Regions from separate parts of the Homo sapiens genome. Here region 1 is linked to region 2. Evidence: chromatin loops called from intact Hi-C (ENCODE). Cell type or tissue: GM12878. All regions are shown on one strand. Links, peaks and the distances in the headings refer to the core of each region. The heading gives the core; the rest is flanking DNA.

What was found. Hi-C counts contacts between places; a loop is a spot of excess contacts. Peaks named below come from ENCODE experiments on the same cell type or tissue, not always from the same donor. Only the 100,000 strongest peaks of a DNase experiment are listed, where the experiment ranks them.
Region 1: it touches region 2 in a loop (2.1-fold over the local background); 3 of 110 quality-filtered maps call a loop at or near these places.

The regions. Positions count from the first base shown.
Region 1 is chr1:172,335,357-172,341,498 of GRCh38, reverse strand. The region is part of intron 17 of DNM3 (dynamin 3); the gene reads right to left. Among named protein-coding and RNA genes, the nearest start is that of C1orf105, 82 kb to the left of the region's middle. In GM12878, for the core only: no CTCF peak of the experiment used is centred there; a DNase peak (open chromatin) is centred at 2,953; H3K4me3 peaks cover 543 bases; H3K27ac peaks cover 3,482 bases.
Region 2 is chr1:172,269,054-172,275,195 of GRCh38, reverse strand. The region is part of intron 15 of DNM3 (dynamin 3); the gene reads right to left. Among named protein-coding and RNA genes, the nearest start is that of DNM3OS, 130 kb to the right of the region's middle. In GM12878, for the core only: no CTCF peak of the experiment used is centred there; no DNase peak of the experiment used is centred there; H3K4me3 peaks cover 499 bases; H3K27ac peaks cover 1,800 bases.

The DNA.
Region 1 (6,142 bases), core at 510-5,509, 66 kb before region 2:
TAGCCCTGCAGTATAGCTTGAAGTTGGGTAACATGATGCATCCAGCTTTATTCTTTTTGCTTAGGATGGCCTTGGCTATTCAGGATCATTTTTGGTTTATCTGAATTTTATACTAGATTTTTCCAATTCTGTGAAGAATACTACTGGTAGTTTAATAGGAATAGCATTGAGTCTACAAATTGCTTTAGGCAGTATGGCCATTTTAATGATATTGATTATTCCTATCCATAAGTATGGAATTTGCTTCCATTTTCTTGTGTCATCTCTGATTCCTTTTAGCAGTGTTTTGTAATTCTCATTGTAGAGATCTTTCACCTCCCTGGTTAGTTGTATTCCTAGGTATTTTATTCTTTTTGTGGCAGCTGTGAATGGGATTGATTTCCTGATTTGGCTCTTGGCTTGGATGTTGTTGGTGTGGGAATACTGATTTTTGTATGTTGATTTTGTATCCTGAAACTTTGCTGAAGTTGCTTATCAGCTCAAGGAGCTTTTGGGCAGAGACTATGGGGTTTACTAGGCATTGATGGCACATATTTCAATAATAAGAGCCATCTCTGACCAACCCACAGTCAACAACATACTGAATGGACAAAAGCTGGAAGCACTTCCCTGAAAACCAGCAGAAGACAAGAATGCCCTCTCTCCCAACTCCTATTCAACACAGTATTGGAAGTCTTGGCCAGAGCTATCAGGCAAGAGAAAGAAATAAAAGATATCCAAATAGGAAGAGGAAGTCATACTGTCCCTGTTTGCAGATGACATAATTCTGAAAACCCCATAGTCTATCTAGAAAACACCATAGTCTCTGCTTCCCCCTTCCCCAACTGAAATGTCTCATTGCATTGATTTAGTGAAGGGAAATTCTACTCCATGAATCAATGAAATGTGCTTAACACAATTTATTCTAATTTATTCTTCACTTTGTGTCATGAAGATCGTAAAGTTCATAGTGAATGCACCATGTTTGTCAGTGACCCATCAGGAAAAGCTCCTAAGAATGGTCAGCATAAACCTCAATGGTGATCTTGTAAAGCAGACCAGTGGGAGCTAGGCAGGGGACCAGTATGGGAGACAGAAACTGAAGTTAGGACCAGCTATGCGGACCAAGTAGTGCTTCTCCTATGGAAACAGAAACTGAGACCAGCAATGGGGACAGAGCGGTGCTGCTTCCATGGAGTAGAGGCTGTCAACCTACATTTATAATACAAGGGAATATGTTGACCTACATCTGATTCTGATTACATCCTAAATTCCCAGAAGGAATCTAACCCAAAAGATTGGGAAGGGGCACAGTTTTCATTTGCATCATCATCTATTCCTTAAAACTCTCCTTGGTTCAGGTCCTTGCCACCTCTCTCCTTAAATACTATGACTCTCCTTGGCTCTCCTTAACTAGTACTACTTCTGGCTCCCACTAAATCCATTCTTCATACAGCTGCTAGATTGCACAATCTAAAACACCACTCTGACCTTTCATAGCTTCTTGATGGCACTGGATGAAGTATACTATCTTTAGTGATTGGACTCCTTGCCTATTGTCCAGGCATATGTCCCACCACACCTGACCTCACAAATCAGGTGTCATGCATTATGACCCAGTGAACCCTGAGCACACCTTTCTATCACCCTCTATTGTAAACTTCTGTTCTATAGTGAGCTCCTTAAGAACAGAAATCATGACTGACTTAGTAATCTTTTATTCTTAGCACCTAGCAGGTGCTCAATAAAAAATTGTTGAACAGAACTGATGTGAGGTGAGAGAAGCAATAAATGACATCAAACTCCAACAGGCAGGACAAGCAGGGAGGATATATGAAAGACGGTGGGCTTGTAGGCTTCTTTCACATATCAACTGGGAGGTGACTCAGGAAGATCTAGGCAGACACACTGAATCCCCAAGCTGGGGGAAGATTCGGAATCTGTTGCCCTAAAATATAGCTAAACACCAAGTGTTTGTTACACCTCTGGGTGCTTTGGCCCGTAAGCATAGCATGACAAAATCTATTTCAAACTGCACGATTTTGAGGAGCCCTTGGTTCCCAAACAGGTGACTGACTGGCTAATGCTGATAATGAGGCCAGGGCAAGGGCAAAGGTGTTTGACAGAGATGAGGTTGCTAAGGTGATATGAGCTAATGTGAATGTTCTAGAAACATATTGGTGAGAAAATAAACAGAAATAAAAAGGTAACACAGTTTGAAGTTGGGTAAAAATTTTCAAGAACAGCATTTTCATGGTGCTTCCTTCCCCCAAGTGTGGCAGATGCAAGCATTCAATACACTGAGAAGTCAGGAATGAAATTTAGTTAGAGGTAGACTGTAAAATAATCCCAAGAGGAAAAGCTTTTTACACATTGAAAAGCAACAACTTAACATATCAAAATACGACCAAATATTTCACAGTGAGATGTTCCCCCCAACTTTTCTTCAATAGTAATCAAACTTTCTTTTTTATTTAGAAAACCAAATGTCAATGAACATCATGATCAAGAGAAACTGTGAATACACCTTTGAACAAGTTAATATTATTTAGTAGAATAATTCTAAAAAGCAAGAATGTTAAAAGAAAGAAAACTAAAACTATACACCTGCACAAACAAACTTTCTACTATTTACGTGTGTCAAGTTCAGATGCACTTTCATTCTGGATTTAAAACCATAATGAAGGATTGATTATACACTTAGGTTCATCTGAAAAACTCCCTGAAAGTTTTCAGAGCTACTTAGCAGAAAAGTACAAAGAGATATGGTAATGACTTCTTTGAACAAACAAATATACAGAAAAGAGTGAGTTAATATGAGCTCTCAGGGCGCACCTGGTGGGCTGTGGCTGCTCTGATCCTGTGCCACAGAGAAATGCACTAGGCTTCTCTATATCATCCTTCCAGCCTGGGGATTGCCAACAGTCGTTTTCAATGAGGAAATGGAATGACTCCCCACCATCAGTGTTAAAGCTGTGAACAGAATCCATTCACAGGCTCCTAAGCTACTGGAAAAATGATTTGCTATTGCTCACAGCTGACAGGGACTTGGGAAGGATGTGATTCGAAAGCTGAATTTCTGGTAAACCCAGACTTAGGGCATGATTCTCACTATTACATCAATGTGCTTCACAGTAAAATCAAAGGCTATGGGTTTAAAAATTCTCCTCAATGGTAACGGAAGGAAAATAGTCATAGCTTTTGTAATTTACACTCTGGCTGCTGTTAGTACCTAGCACAGTAATTTCAAAACTTTAGAGGTTATCAAAATTACTCTGGCAGTTTGTTTAAAATGAATACTCCCAGGCGGGGTGCAGTGGCTCACGCCTGTAATCCCAGCACTTTGGGAGGCTGAGGCAGGTGGATCACCAGGTCAGGAGTTCGAGACCAGCCTGGCCAACATGATGAAACCCCGTCTCTACTAAAAATACAAAAATCAGCCGGGCTTGGTGGCGGGCGCCTGTGGTCCCAGCTACTTGGGAGGCTGAGGCATGAGAATCGCTTGAACCTGGGAGGTGGAGGTTGCAGTGAGCCAAGATTGCACCATTGCACTCCAGCCTAGGGGACAAAAGCCAGACTCTGTCTCAAAATAATAAAATAAAATAAAATAAAATAAAATAAAATAAAATAAAATAAAATAAAATAAAATAAAAATAAAATAAAATAAAATAAAATAAAATGAATACTCCCAAGCCATATTCCCAGATATTCCAATTCAGAAGACTTGGGATTAGCCCAGGAGTTTGCATTTTTAATTAGCAACTTGGCTATGTCTGATGCAAGGCAGATGGCCCACTTTGAGAAAACTTGAGCTAGTGGACACTCATGGTCTCTTCCCTATTCTTCAACAGTGTTCCCAACTGAACATTGATACTATTCTACAAGATGGTGACAGGTGTGATTTTCTTAAAAAGTGTGTTATTTGATCAAATAAATTCAGGAATTACGGTGTTAAAAACTTTTACATGTTTCTTTATCCCTGTTTTTCTCAAATACTTTAAAATGCTAATATACTTTGTGTATCACCAGAAGGGAGATGCAGAACACAATGTAACTTAAATGTTTTGGATAATGGAATCTTCTTCTCTTCTTTTTAAATAGTCTGAGCATACTTTGGGAAGCACTGCTATAGAGAATGTTCATCTAAGAAAATATAACAGCAGAGAACGACTGAGATGTGTAATCTGTAATCTCTGTGGAACTGGTTTAGTAGTAGGGTATATGAAAATACAGTGTTTAGGGAAGACTGGAATAAGATGCCAGGCCACAAACAAATTCTGAATGTAAAAGCCAGGCCATAAATAACTCAGCAATAGGTAGCCCTAATGATGCCTATCAGGGCCTTATTAAATAGTAAAGTCCTTGGTAAATGGTAAGCTTGGAAAAGGGGTGATATTTGGAGAATGAGGATAACATTGGGAGTCAGAAAAACTATTGGTTCCAGAATCACAGAAGGCACTTTGACAAAGATGAAAACATCATGCAAGTACAAAAAATAATGATAGCCGATACATTGGAAGATAGCCAATACATTTTGAGAATTAAGTTTGTTCCTTGCACTATTCTACATATTTCACAAATATTAACTCATTTAGTCCTCGTGAGGTAGATTGTCATCAAGCTCCATTTAATGAATGAGGAGAGAGGATCAGAGTCACTTGCACAAAGTCACCCAACTAGTTAGCAGCAGAGCTGGGATTTGAGCTCTGACTGGCACTTTAAAACTCTGCATTCCCTTATCCCTCTAATTAGAGTCAATAGGTGTGCAGTTGCAGTTAAAGAAGACTATCTGAGAGGAGGGACTTTTTTTTTTTTTTTTAAAGGTAAAGACACGATCAAACTGCCAAGGATTAAATAAGAAGGTAAAAGAAAACATTGTAGGCTGTGATTAGGTAAGATATCAGGAATGTGAACCAGCTCTAGATTTAAGGAAAGTAAACTGATGACATGAATCAAAACTTTATAATTTGTAGTAATAATTTTTAAAAATGTAATATATAAATTATAAAATTTATATATATAAATTATAATTATAGAAAACCTTTAATTGTGTATTTCCTGTGACACTTTTCTCTTCTATAAATCTACCCTAAGGAAATAATCAGAAATGTAGATGAGAAATTATGCATAAAGATGTTTATTCTAAATTTGTATACAATAATAAATTAGGTTGAAATTGAGTATAAACATTAGAAAGTGCATTAACGCTAGACTTAACCCTGGGTTTAATCAAATCCTGATGCGTTCACTTATTAGATGTGTGACCTTTGGCCAGTTTGCTAACTTTGCTAAGCTTCATGCTCTTTCTCTCTAAAATGGAGATTCTCAACAGCAGTACTACTGACATTTTAGACGGATCATTCTTTGTGTGGGGGGCTGTCCTGTGCCTTATAGGGTGTTTAGCAGCATCTCTGGCCTATACCCACTAGATAGTAGCACCCCCAACCCGGCTGTGACAATCAAATATGTCTTTAGACATTGCTAAATTCAAGCTAAAATGTGGATGTTTACCACTCTCAGATGTGATATTTGTATTCTCTTTCCCTTCTTTTTTTGACTTTTTGACTTCAACTTTTATTTTGGATTCAGGGGGTAAACGTGCAGGTTTGTTACATGAGTATATTATGTGATGCTGAGGTTTGGGGTCCAAATGATCCTGTCACCCAGGTACTGAGCATAGTACCCAAAAAGTAATTTTTCAGTCCACGTCCCCTCTTTCCCTCCCCTATCCAGTAGTCCCCAGTGTCTACTGTTGTCTTCTGTATATCCATGTGTACTCAGTGTTTAGCTCCCACTTATAAGTGAGAACATGTGGTATTTGGTTTTCTGTTTCTGTGTTAATTTGATTAGGATGATAGCCTCCAGCTGCATCCATGTTGCTGCAAAGGACATGATGTCACTCTTTTTTATGGCCACATGGTATTCCATGGCATATATGGACAAAGAAAATGTGGTATGCCATTGATAGGCACCTAGGTTGATTCCATATCTTCTTTCTATTTGTGAATAATGCTGCAATGAACATATGAAAGCATGTGTCTTGTATTCTATAAATAATATTATACATTTTATGCTTTTTTATACTTCTATAATTCATCATAATTATAACCCTCTCAGCACTTCACATGAATTGGAAATGTAAAATTTTTAATAGCTTTCATAA
Region 2 (6,142 bases), core at 478-5,477:
CTATGAGATATAAGTGATATACACTTTGAATGGTTCTACCTGATGAGCCCACACTACCATAACTAATTCTACTTGTGCATCTAGCAACAGCTACACAGATGGCAAGTCATAGTTGTCTAGGAATAATTAACCTTGACTAGACAGTGCATGTGGCAAATTCAACCTTACATTTGTGATGGCCAATAACAGAGCATTGCTTCAGGTCCCAGAACTGCTTGTTTACTAGTGTATAATGACAAAAATACAGAAACAAAGAGTAAGCAGTTGGAAGCCCTTGTAGCAATTTGACACTGCTATGACATCCAAGCCCTGATCAGTGGACTAGTCTGTCTTGTTCAAGTGTTTAGACCAGTTTGAGTGCTGCTGAACTCATAAGGTGAGTCTCATGCCATGCAAGTTGCAAACTGCTCAGGCGTGCAATAGGACCTTGCATTGATCTGCAAGTAATTGAAAATTAAAAAAAAAAAAAAAACCTTCACTAGAGAAGGTTTAAAAACCAGTGTTTCAGGGAAATTCTCGGTTTTAAATTTCTCACCATTTTGATCCAAGATGAAGGATATTAAGCAAATAACCCTTGGCATACATAGCATTTAGTAAAAAAAATCCAACAGCTCAATATTTCTTGGCTTTCATCACTTCTCAGATCTATCACAGTGGAGGGGAAGGAAGGAAAGGTATGCATGATATCTTTACCCCAGACTAGAAAAGTGGCTCTCTCATTTGAGACTGAAGCCCTGTTCCTTTCCCTCTGGGGCAGAATTAAAGAGCAAGGGATATGCTTATGTTGTTGGTGATAAGGCTGTCCTCTTTAGTCACTTCTTCATTTCCACACATCCTTCTCAAACATCAACACATTTCTAGCATCTTCATCCCCTTTCAATCCTGAGCTAGTTGATGATTTCTCTCCCTGACACCATCTGCCCTGCATCATCACTCAGCAAAGAGCAATGGTAGTTAAAGGGAGTAAACAAATGCTCTGGAAATTCCATCACTGTTTCGGTTTTTATATTGGGGTTGAGTAGGAGGGGACTGAGTGACATGGCTTTCGATGCTAAGATAAATCTATCAATTTAGCTGACATGAGTTTGACTTTTCAGAGGTATTCTGTCTTTACCATCTGCTTTACGACAGTGTGTAGGGGACTTGAAAAATCAAATTTGGCAATCAATGTAATATTGATTCTTCACAAGTAAGAGAAACATCCAACAGACTTACTTATGCAATAAGCACACCCCCCATTGCATGAAAATACAGCTTAAGCTGATGTGACACCACTGAATCATTATATCACGTATTGCATAACTGCCATTTCACAATAGTCCTCAAAGTATTATCTGGGGACTACTGGGGTACACAGGACTCTTTCAGGAGTCCCCAAGATCCTTTCAGATGTTTCTCCAGATCAAAACCATTGTCATAATACTAGTTTGCTTTTTTCACTTTCATTCTGTTATGAATATACAGAGAAGTTTATCAAAAAGGGACATGATGTGATGATGTTATTACCTGGCAATTAATGGAAAGTAAAGTTGTGTACTAGAAATTTGAAAGAGAGTATGTGCATTTTCTGAGATTAACTCATTTGTTCTCAGTGCTTCTACCACACCCTTAATAATTATTTTTGTTTATGCTTGCTATAATCTTTGTTAACCTCATTATCATCCAATACATTGTGATTTTGAAATCCTAAAGTTTCCCTTGGGCCTATGTACAGACACAACAAGAAGTAAGTATATCTTTTTGTCTTGTTTTGCAATGCTTTAATTTACAAAACTTGTAGTTTTAAAATTTTTATCTAAAATGTATTATTTTAGGATTTAGTAGTTCTAAAATAAAAGAAAATGTATTTTCCTTATGTTTAAGGATGGCTCATTGGCTTAAAAAAGGGAGATTTGAAGAGAAACTTTCTCAACCCTAGCTGCAACAGCTACATCTAAAGATATTGAAGAAGATAAGACTGACATGTCAGAGTTAGTGCTCTGACTCCTAGAAGGAAGGCATCTAATGCAAAGAAACAGGACAAAACTATAAATAACAAAAAATTAAAACTACAAATAAAGCTTTCTCTTATTTTTTAACATATGTATATAATTTACCTATTGTCTTTTGCAATTGAACACTTGAATAGCATTTTAATGCCACTTAAGTTACAGCCTCATTTTGAGATGAATCATTGAACATTTAAAGAAAAAAGAATAAAATATTTTAGACATAGGTATGTTCTTTGTAAGCCCAATATTGTTTGTTAGGGCTTTTCAAACTAGAAGTGAAAAAGTCCTTGAAGCATTTTATAGGATAAATCATTGTGCTGCATTAGCTGGAGAAGTGCACACTAGCTGAGAGTCTAAAAGCTTTTGTACAGTTGGCATTGCTGAATGTCTACTGGATAACAGAAGTCAAGAAAAAGAAATGACTATAATTTTAAAATGACAGAGTTAATTTGTCTAATTAAATATTTAGTTGCTGCCATGAAACATGAGTTTAGAACTCTAATCTGCAGAATTATACTTTTGCCCTAAAATGGACAAGTCTAAAGAATGACACTTGTTTTGATTCTATTTGTCTGGTATCAGTACTAACTAATCCTCAAAGATATTCATTTAAATGAATTCTTATCAATGAACACAAGTATTACTGAAATAGCCAAAGTGTAGAATCACTTTAATTTCATGGTTTATGGAGCAACAAATATATTAACATTGCACTGATGGTGCAAAGGCAAGGGTGGGTGCCCTAGCATAAACCAAGGCAACATCACAATGAGGTACTGACTGATGGTCATTGTAGCCTTCACTGCTATGTCATCACAGTTTTAAAAAAAGCAAGTTTCACTTAAGGATATCCTGATGAAGCAGTTAAAAATATTAATTCTATTATATCCAAAGATTAAATTTTAATTTAGATTCATATATTCTAGATAATAATTATGTATTAATTATAAGTGAATATTTTCTAGAGATTAAATTTTAATATTCCATGTCACAAAATAAGAAGTACACACAAGCACTTCTGCTGTATCCTGAAGTGCTTGTCTCAAGCAAAGCAGTTGTAAGGTGAAGCAGATGCTGTTTTTCATGGGATTCCGTTTTTACTTGAAAAACTGGCTAACAATCTATCGTTACTAAAACTTCAGTTTTTGGCAGATATTTTCTCAAAAATAAACAAAATAAGCCTGTCATTTAAAGGAAAACAACTGACACTATTTGTGGCCAATGATAAATTTTTGTGTTAGAGTTTTGGAAAACTCATATCTATCACCATGGGCGTCATTGACACCTTCCCTTTTTCTGATAAGATTGGTGGATATTAATGAATGTGATTTTTAAGCATTGTAGAATGAAATGTATAAACATTTGGAAGATCTGTGTAAATCAGTGAACCAATGTTTTCCAAATGACAAATGTATGATGTTACAAAATCATTCATAAGTAAAAGATCCATTTAAAGTGCATGATAGACCAATGAATCAGTGTAGCAGAATATAGAAAGCTCATTGATATGATTTCAGATCCCTCATTGCAATTAACTTTTAAGAAACAATTACTTGTCGAGTTTTGGTGGAATATCAAAGAAGAAGATCCACAATTTTAAAAGGCTATTAAAATACTCTTCCATTTTCTACACATCTGTGTGAGGCCAGGTTTTCATCATTGATTTCAACCAAAACAACATATTGTAACAGATTGAAAGCAGAAGCAGATATGGGTATCCAGCTGTCTTCTGTTAAACTACACATTAAGAAGATTTGCAAAACTGTAAAAAAAAGCCACTCTTTTCAATAATTTTTAAAGTAAAACATATAATTTATGTTAACATAAAATGGGTTTATTAGGGTTAGTTTTAAATAAATGAATATTTTTAAAACCTCATTTTTAATTTCTAACAATAAATATAATTGGTGGTGTGCTGATAAAAGCTTATCAACAGACTTTCTAGAAAAAGGAGAAGCTATGATTTTAGCATTTGCTAGTTTTCTGGTATAAATACTCTCACTATGGCCAGTTTCAAACAACAATGTGAAGTCAACCAACTCACAATATTCCTGATATAATCCACACACAGTCCACATAAACAAAAGCTCTTTGTGGTCTTCAACAATTTTTAAGAGTGAAAAGGAGTCCTCCTTAGTACAGTGATGATAGAGCAACTTATTTATTTTCTGAAGCAAAATCATTTTATAATATTAAAAAGAGTTTAGGCTAATATCTGGTAGTATAACACATATCACTCATACTCTTACCTATAAAAGATTTCAGTGAGGTGTGGATTTAACACACACTGAGAGCAAAGGCAGTTACTTGTTTGAATAGTCAAAACTACTCTCTGCAACTGCATTTTTTGAAACTGTTCCTTTATACCCACAGTACTTTTTTTTTTCAGATTCTAAGAAATAAACACAGGCAGTTTCAAAATTAGAAAAAGAAAGAAAGGAGAAAAACTCGCTACAGTTAGACGTTGCAAATATTTTCTTCATGAAACTATGCATCTGCTCAGAGTTAGCTGCAGAGTGTGACTAACATTTTCTACCAAGGCTTGTACCATGTCGGTTCCCTTTGCTGAGGCTGTGTGTTAATTAAAATTAATTACACATGCCAGTAAATAGTTTCCCTTTGAATGCAGCAAGTTGAAGCAGAATAATATAATTTATGTGTAAGGAATATAATTCAAACCTTCACAGTATTTTTTTTCAGCAGGTATAGGTACTAAAGACATTCTTTATGGGTAAGTTGGTGTCACCATAAGTCAACTAAAGAAAACTGAAAATATATTAGACATGCAATGTTAAGTCACACAAAGATTCTTATTTGTAAATTGTTATTTTTAAAAGACAGGTTTATTATTAATATCTTGAGTGCATGATTGAAGTAGCTCAATTATCTTCATTTAGCATTATAGTTACAAGTGCTGTTTGGCTTAAAGGCTTTTTTTTTTTTTTCAAATTCAAGAACTCCTAGGCAAGGTGTTATTACTTTAGTAATGTCAGGATAGTATATGGTAACACTGCTAATAATAGAAAACACTTATGGCTGCCAGAGATGCCATTATTCAACTCTAACTGAATTGAAACAGCAATAGACTTGAAGAATAATCCTCTTTGGACTTTTTATGTTTATTCTACTATTTGACGTAAGTTTTTTTCTTACTATATTCTACATGTTATTGCTAAAAACCTGATTATTCCAATAGTCAATAAAACATGCCCTTAGTTTCCTTTATTTTTGTTCTTGGGAGGCCTCTAAGACGGCCAAAGAGATATTGGTATTTAAACATTTCCTTCAGGCTGGGCCCAGCTAGGGATATTTTCGCAATCCTGCTTATTCATTTCTGAAGAGCTCTGCTCCCTAGGTTGCTGACTGAAATACCTGAACACTTGCTGTCTCACTACTGGCTTCAGCCTGGGGGCCCCACGCTATCACAAATTCACAAAATCACCACCACACTGGCTAAAAGGAAGCTGCAGCACACAACTCACTTTAATTCCATCCTTAACATAAGTAACCAAAATATAAACTTATTCTTTGAAATAAAAGCCTGAAACAAGACAGATAATATCTTGAATCCAGTTCTTCAGAGTGACTAATAGCTTTCAAAAAGAAAAGCTAGTTTTTTTAACAAAGCCTAGCAATCATTTGTATCAATCTCTTTTAAGGTAGAATAGTGATCTATCAGTTCTCTTACAGCTTACCACTACAGTGTCTCATTTAAAGCATGTCTCTTAGAATTGATCATATTTTTTCTGTAGCATGTTTACAACTAGCGATTGGGTCCCCTATCATTAATGAATAGCAGCTGGGGTTGTTCTATGGTTTCCAAATGGAGGCACACTTCTGTCCCAAGCTGCAGTGTTTGTCTGACGAGGGTAGTGGGGAAAGCAAATACTTGTTCCGGAAAATAGGTGGAGAGAGGGCAATGTGTTTGCTCTGAAATCCTAGAAGAAAAGTAAACTTGCTGTGAAGGACATAATTTCTTTTTGTTCTTGAACTTTACATAGCCGTGTTGGGCTCATTCATCAACACAGTCTTTGGACAGAAACCTGAACATGAATGCCTCAAACACTTTGACCAAAATCCTTGCTGGCACTACTAATGGCTTCGGTTACAACTCCAGTTTAAATCCTTGGGAAGAGAGAAACTGAATCCTT